2 separate regions of the Mus musculus genome follow, and region 2 is linked to region 1. The links are chromatin loops, found by intact Hi-C in ENCODE. Cell type or tissue: left cerebral cortex. All regions are shown on one strand. Links, peaks and the distances in the headings refer to the core of each region. The heading gives the core; the rest is flanking DNA.

Region 1 (2,500 bases), core at 1-2,500:
TTCCCTGATCTCTAAAAATACAGCTGGAAAGAAGCTCTTTGTTCTCTATAGCCAGCAAAAAGCCATTTTGTTTCTATACCTTACAACCAGAGATGCGATAATTGTAATTTTACCAAGGACACCCGGCAGAGAAGAGCTGTAGCCCAACTCCTCCCAATTCCTCAATATCTACAATAAAAACCTCCTCAACCATATCTAGGAGTGGTCACGTCCTTGTTTTCATTCACCGACCAGTTTGTTCCCTATCGGTTTGGGTTTCTAAGTACGGCCTCTTCAGAAGGCAATCCCCATCTCCCTCATCCTAGGCTGGCAGTGGCAGAAGATATCATAGACTCAAGGAGAATGACAATGGCTTGGTTGCTCAGAACACAGTGGAGAGTGGGGTATCCTAGTCCAAGTGACTCCTGGTAGGGTTGATGGGGTTGTAGACAAACTGTGTGATGGGGCAAGAGGTAGAGGGTAGAGAATGGAAGCAGTGAGATTGACAGGCCACTTACGTGTGCTCCTTGTTGGGTTTTCTTCTGTTTGTTCTTCCAGATAGCCTAGTGTGTGATAGAAAGGCCTTTGTAGGATAGGGAGGTTTTGCGGGGAGGAATCAAGAGGTCGGAGCAGAGCATGTGGAATATGTGTTAATTTGACTGTTTTTGATTATCCAGGCAAGCGAATTTCAGCTAAGCAGGCATTCCGCTCACCAAGTTCTAAGAGCAAGCCTTCCTGTTGCAGTGCAGCTTCAAGCTCTGAAGGATGGCGTTCCAAGAAAAGGGATGAGAATGAACTAAAATAAATGTGTATCACAATAGACAATTACAGTGAAGTTATCAAATTCCAACAAACTGAATTTTGGAGCAAAGAAATGGACTGGAACTCTTTATTCTTTAGGCTATGATAGGCCTCACCATTTTTTTTTTTTTTTTTTTTTTTTTCTTAGCGATGACGAACAGTTAACGGACTAAAGCCCATCTTGGGTGGGGGTGTGTGATTTCCGGGTAGAGAATTTTCCATGCAATCCTGAGAAAATGAGTGGTCTCCCTTCCGCTCCCATTCATCAGCCAGGAGGCACACATCCCCTTTTGAGATGAGAAGGAAACTCAACCAGCTGGGAAAAAAAATTACCTAACTTAGCTCAATTGAGAAGGTAGTTCAGGATCTTAGAGATTTGGTTTGTTAAAGAGGTAACGTCGTTAAGTGACCGCCTTCGCTATAGGCACTTGCACAGACACCTTTTTCAACTGCGCAGGCGCTAGGTCCTCTCCGCTGCCGCGCGTCCCCAGCCTGGCTCTGCCCTGGCGCGAGGCAGGTCGGGAAATCCAAGATGGCTCCAGCCATTTGAGTTGTTCGCAAGTCTTTGGTGTCCCGCTGCCGCCCATTCTTCCTCCGGCATCCGGGAGGGAAAAGGGATGAGAAACTGGGGCGGTGAGGAGTCATCGTGACGGTCCTGTCGCTGCTCTCGGGCCTTCGCGGCCCTTGTGCCTCCGGGGAGCAGCCGGGGCTCGCAAGCGCCTGACGCGTCCCGAGTTATTCAGGTGCGGGCCGGGCCGGGTCGGGCCGGGCCGGGTCGCGCATCGCTGCGACTTGGTGTTGGAATTTCGCTGCACCGGGTGCCCCAAGGGCTGAGCGCCCCGGGGCTGGCCTTGAGCTCCTGCTGGGGTGAGAGGAACCCCAGTATCAGACTGGGCTTTCCGGGTTGGCCCGACGCGCCATGAGCCGATGCTCCGGCCGCTACGCCGTGGCGCGGTTCACTCAAAAGCACGGAAAGCCTGTTTTTGTAGAGACCCAGCTCAGGGTCCCGCTGTTTGCATATGTTCCTAGTAACCAGTAATGACAGTTTTATTTCTAGCATGTCAACTCAATGCTTTTATGTGGCCTGTAACGAATAACACGTTTAACAACTTTTGGAGAACTGTAAAAGTATTAAGTATGATGTCTTTGGGTTAAAAGGCATCTAACTGAGAAAATGATGCTATAAAAAGTTATCCTGTAGGTTCGTTTTAAGCTAAAAGGGAATGACATTGCATGTTTGCATGAGGAAACGTCGGGTAAAGTTGCAAGTTCTTTAATGTTGACTGCTTTGTTGAATAGAATTTGGAAAGGCCAGCCACATTTTGATAAGCCCCTACTTTTCATAAGGCATATGTGTTTTTCAAGTTCTGTTCTCAATATTGATTTTATTTCTAGGAGGTGAAAAAGAAACTTGGGCCTGTTTTTTGGCGTAATCATTTCAGGAATGACGTTTAAGTCACAGCAAGGAAGATTTTGTAGCTATAGAGGGCTTCGTATAAACTAGAGGCTTTCAGATTGTTAAAAAAAATGATGCCAACAAGACTTTAGATGAGAGCTTCAAGTCAAATTTAGTTAGCAGTTGTTATTCTTAAGTGCCATTTCAAACACTGAGGGTTATAGTGCTGCTAACAAATGCTGTTGTAGAGGTTTCCTCAGAGACAAAAAGGCACATACTATGCCACAGAATGTTTGAATGTTAGTTATCTTTACATGCCGTGTG
Region 2 (4,671 bases), core at 1,093-3,592, 430 kb before region 1:
CCACCCTCATGCTGCCCTCTGACCTCCACCCTCATGCTGCCCTCTGACCTCCACCCTTATGCTGCCCTCTGACCTCCACCCTTATGCTGCCCTCCGACCTCCACCCTCATGCTGCCCTCTGACCTCCACCCTCATGCTGCCCTCCGACCTCCACCCTTATGCTGCCCTCTGACCTCCACCATCATGCCACAGCGTGTACACCCACACACATAACCTGCACACACAGCAAGGTGAATAACCACAGGGACTTTTATGAAAACGCAAGTCTTTAAAGAGGAGGAGAAATAAAGAGGAAGAAGCAAGTTTGGAAGCCCTTGAAAATGCTCCAAAGTTGATCACTTTTTTTTCTCATAAAGACCAGTAAATGCTATTGGAACACAAAAAGAATCATGTTTAGACATACAGTCAATCTGAAAACAAAAATAAAGTACAAGTCTTTTTATTTTATATTTTTGAGACAAAGTTTCTCTGTATAGTCCTAGCTGTCCTGGGATTCACTCTGTAGACCAGGCTGGCTTCAAATTCAAAGATCTGCCTGCTTCTGCCTCCCAACTGCTAGGATTAAAGGTGTGCACCATCTCGTCCAGCTTAAGAATAAGTCTTAAAGAGAGAAAAAACAGTACACTGGACAGGGAAACTGTACTTTACAAGCCCTGCCTTCTAGTTAGACACAACAGACTAAAGCAACACTGAAATAAAAGAATATGTCCACTCAGCACTATACAGCCAGCAAAGATTTCCTTCAGGTGAGTGTGAAAAAGACATCTCAGAATAAGGACAAGAGGATCTGTAGTCACATACCCATGCAGTAAACAACAAATCTGTCACAAGGATGCAGGACGTGATGTGGGACATGTACACCTGTAATCCTGTGACGACAGACAGAGGCCAAAGGATACTGATTCAAGACCAGCTCAAGGAAGGCCATGAGAATGTCAAATGCTCAGAGCGTGACTCAGACGAAATGAAGAGTAGAGAAGGTACGTGATTTGACTATAATGGCCTAAGTCACAAAAGCTCAGACAAGCCATTTTCTTTAAAAATGTAAATGTCACAAACAAACTGAAGAGTTCCTCTGCATCAAGGGAGACACACTAGTAGAACACAGGTGACTGGCCATGGGCCTTTGGTGCTTCACCCCACTTCAAAGTGAGTAAGGATGAAAACATTGAGTGCATGCTGCTCTTGCACTCAGTCTCCAGTACCCACGCCAGGATCACAACTGACTAACTCCAGCACCAGAGGCACTCAATGCCCCTGGCCTCTGCAGACACCTGCATCTACACACAGTACCCACTTGTGGACACATAAGTGTAATTTAAAGTAAGATTTTTTTTTTAAAATAAGGAAGTCAATGCTAGGGACTGGAGAGATGGCTCAGAGGTTGAGAGCACTGACTGCTCTTCCAAAGGTCCTGAGTTCAATTCCCAGCAACCACATGGTGGCTCACAGCCGTCTCTAATGGGATCCGGAAGTCCTCTTCTGATGCGTCTTAAGACAGCTACGTGTACTCATTTACATAAAATAAATAAATCTTAAAAAAAAAACCCAGTTAATGCTAAACTTCCTAATTCTGATAAATATCCTAAGAAAGTCCTAACAGTGGGGGACACGCACTGAACTGTGGAGGAGGGCACCACCACGCTTGAAAAAGCAACTGGGCAAGCTGGTAACAGAACAGACGTCTCATCTGTGGGCATTCTTCGTAGTATTCTTGAAGCTTACTGTAAGTCTGAAATCACCTCAATGTAATTTACAAGTGCTTTCTGTGCTCTCATGTGCCGACCCTCACCCCGCCCACCTTACCCATCTGGCACTGGTACATGTTCCGAGGACTCTGGTTGTGATCCGAGAAGGGGATGAAGTTGGCGATCACGCTCAGCAGGCTGTGAGGGAAGAGCTCCTGGTGTGTGGAGATGCCACCAAACACCTCGTCCTCAAAGATGGCGACGTTCATGAAGAGCTGGAGCAGAGGGAGGGCAGGAAGAGAGGCACGGAACAACTGTGGTGGTCTTGCTGCTTCCCAGAGGCTGGCCCTCGAGGCTGCACAGTGCTTACATCACCCAGACCAGGAACGACCTCTGCCAGAAGCATGGGGAACATCCAGACAAATGTCCCACTCGCTGCTATTAAGGTGCTGGAGTCGGAACCCAGAGCCTGTGAATGCCAGGCACTCCGCCACTGAGCTATCTCCCGAACGCTTTCCCCTAAGACACTCATCCCGCATCTACCCTGTCCAATGTGAGGGGCCAGAGAGGAGGATAAATGTTCATTTATTTTGGATAGGATTTCTCTGAGTAGCCCTCCCTGGTGGCTCTGCCTCCCCGGTGCTGGGATTAAAGTGCACCGTGATACCCAGTTTCTTTTGTTTTAAAGTAGGCACAAGGGCTGGAGAGATGGCTCAGCGATTAAGAGCACTGACCGCTCTTCCTGAAGTCTTAAGTTCAATTCCCAGCAACCACATGGTGGCTCACAACCATCTGTAATGGGATCAGATGCCCTCTTCTGGTGCGTCTGAAGACAGCAACTGTGAATTCACACACATTAAATAAATAAACAAACAAACAAATAAATAAATATTTTTTAAAAAATAGGCACAAATCTATTTGTCAATGGCAAAGATGCAGGTGACAACTGAGACCTGAGTTAACGGGATGCCTTGGTCTCACCAACTGTGACAGAGCCAAGTGAAAAAGAACCGTGAACGCTGGGCAGCATGAAGGGCAGTCATGCGAACACCACGCCTCCCGCAGGTTCCTGGAAGCGTGGCAAGACAGCAAGACTACTTAGAGCCGGGCAAAGAGAGCCTGGAAAGTCAGTCTGACCTCCTAGCAAACGCTTTAAAACGCGATACCGAGCCTCTGAAAGCTGTTCTCCATAAGCAACACTGCAGCTGGTCCCTACCTGTTCCATGGTTCCAATGAGCTCTTCTCTGCCCAGTTCCAAGTTCTGCACAGGCCTCACCAGCCTGCAGGGAGTGGTAAAGAGGAACAGACCTGGGTACAGACTTGGTTTTCCTGTCATGGGAATCAGGGCCACCTCCATCCAGGGAGGAATTCTTTTTTCTCTCAACACCTGGTTTAACAAAACAGAGTTTAGTGAAGAATAAATGTATGTCTTATCTCAGCTTCCCTGTCACGAGAAGCCAGGCAGAACAGGAAAGAAAAAGATCTAAGAGATGACGTCATTGGGTAATAAACCTAGCACTCCAGAGCCACAGTTGTCCATCCCAGTCTCAGCCACAGACGAGGCCACTCAGCCCTCGCGAAATGGCAAAGGAGTGTTTTCAAAAAGGCAAGTTATTCTCCTGTTTGAAACATGAGTTAATAAATTTCCTTCCAAACAATTACACGAAAAGAATCCTATATTTGGAAATGAACAAACAAGCAACAGGGATGCAGAAAGGGCTACACAGCTAAGAATACATACAGTAGGCACTGTATTCACAAGTGCATACCAAAATGCAGACATGCACATACACACACACATATATTTTTAAAATCACAAAGCACACACACACATACAACATCAACAACAAACCCAAAACAGGGCTGGAGAAATGGCTCGGTGGTTAAGAGCACTTACTGGTCTCACAGAGGACCAAGTTTCAGTTCCCAGCACCCATGACAGGTGGCTTATAACTGCCAAGAGCTCTCCCAGAGATGCAGCGCACTCCTCTGGCCTTCACAGACAATGCATGCATGCATAAAAAACAAATCTTAAAATTATTTTTAAAATTCTTAAGTAAAGGGAGAAATACAAACCAAAACAATAATTTGAAAAAGATTCTAAAAACTATATATGCTTAAGGGATCCACATCTCAGCACATTATCAGTGAAGACGAATGGAGACTGCGCAGAGGGAGGAAATGACATTAAAAGGCGACATTCTAGCCCTGGCAGCACTGAGTCCTGAGACCAGCCATGCTGTCTTCAACCTCAGTTAACACAGCCACATCACATCTCTGATGTCTGGGAAGAGGATAAAGCTCACCACAGACACCAAAGAAAGCTCAAGAAAGAGAAAAGAATGAAACACAAATTGATAATTATAGTTGTCCCTGTCTCGGCCTTTCATTGCTTGGGATTAAGCTACCATGTCTAGACCAGACTGAATTCTTTGATTGGTTAATTGTTTTAGATTTACTCATTTACTTAATACGTATGAAAGGTTGCCTGCAAATGTCTATATGTTGTGTCTGGTGCCCATGGAGTTCAAAGGAAGGAGTGAAATCCCCTGAAACCCGAGCTAGACAGTTGTGGACAACCACAGGGTGCTGGGAATTGAACCCAGATCCTGTGGAAGAGCAGCCAGTGCTTTAAACCACTGAGACATCTCTCCAAGCCTTGAATTCTAATGGATTCAGTGTTTGCATGTGTACAGGTCCATGAGAGCCAAAGTGAGAGAGCAGCGGAGGAGTCTGGGAAGCCAGCTCTTCCCTGGGATCTTGTGCCATCTGGGGATCAAGCTCAGGTCACTAGGTCTGAGTGTGTGCCTGTGCCCACTGAGCCATCTCACCAGTCCATGAATTAAATTAACACAAAAGTTAATAATGAACAGAAAAAAGAAAGCCAAACTATAGAGAGAAAACTGTTAAAGTCATTGGCTCAAAAAACCAAGATAAAAATATTGTGTTCACTAAGACAGGCCTCAGTAGAGGCTGCAAGCTT

What was found. A loop is a pair of places that touch in the nucleus more often than their neighbours do. Peaks named below come from ENCODE experiments on the same cell type or tissue, not always from the same donor. Only the 100,000 strongest peaks of a DNase experiment are listed, where the experiment ranks them.
Region 2: a loop joins it to region 1, with 3.0 times the contacts of the local background. A loop is called at or near these places in 3 of 42 quality-filtered maps.

Annotation. Positions count from the first base shown.
Region 1 is chr2:128,686,176-128,688,675 of GRCm38, reverse strand. Anapc1 (anaphase promoting complex subunit 1) reads left to right here and starts at 1,281. Exons shown (of 48, transcript NM_008569.2): 1 at 1,281-1,523. It overlaps Gm39931 (a long non-coding RNA gene), which reads left to right. Exons shown (of 5, transcript XR_001783466.2): 5 at 657-859. In left cerebral cortex, for the core only: no CTCF peak of the experiment used is centred there; a DNase peak (open chromatin) is centred at 1,251; H3K4me3 peaks cover 1,536 bases; H3K27ac peaks cover 1,261 bases.
Region 2 is chr2:129,116,332-129,121,002 of GRCm38, reverse strand. It overlaps Polr1b (polymerase (RNA) I polypeptide B), which reads right to left. Exons shown (of 15, transcript NM_009086.2): 11 at 2,905-3,075; 12 at 1,807-1,963. Among named protein-coding and RNA genes, the nearest start is that of Chchd5, 11 kb to the left of the region's middle. In left cerebral cortex, for the core only: a CTCF peak has its summit at 2,498 (motif pointing left); no DNase peak of the experiment used is centred there.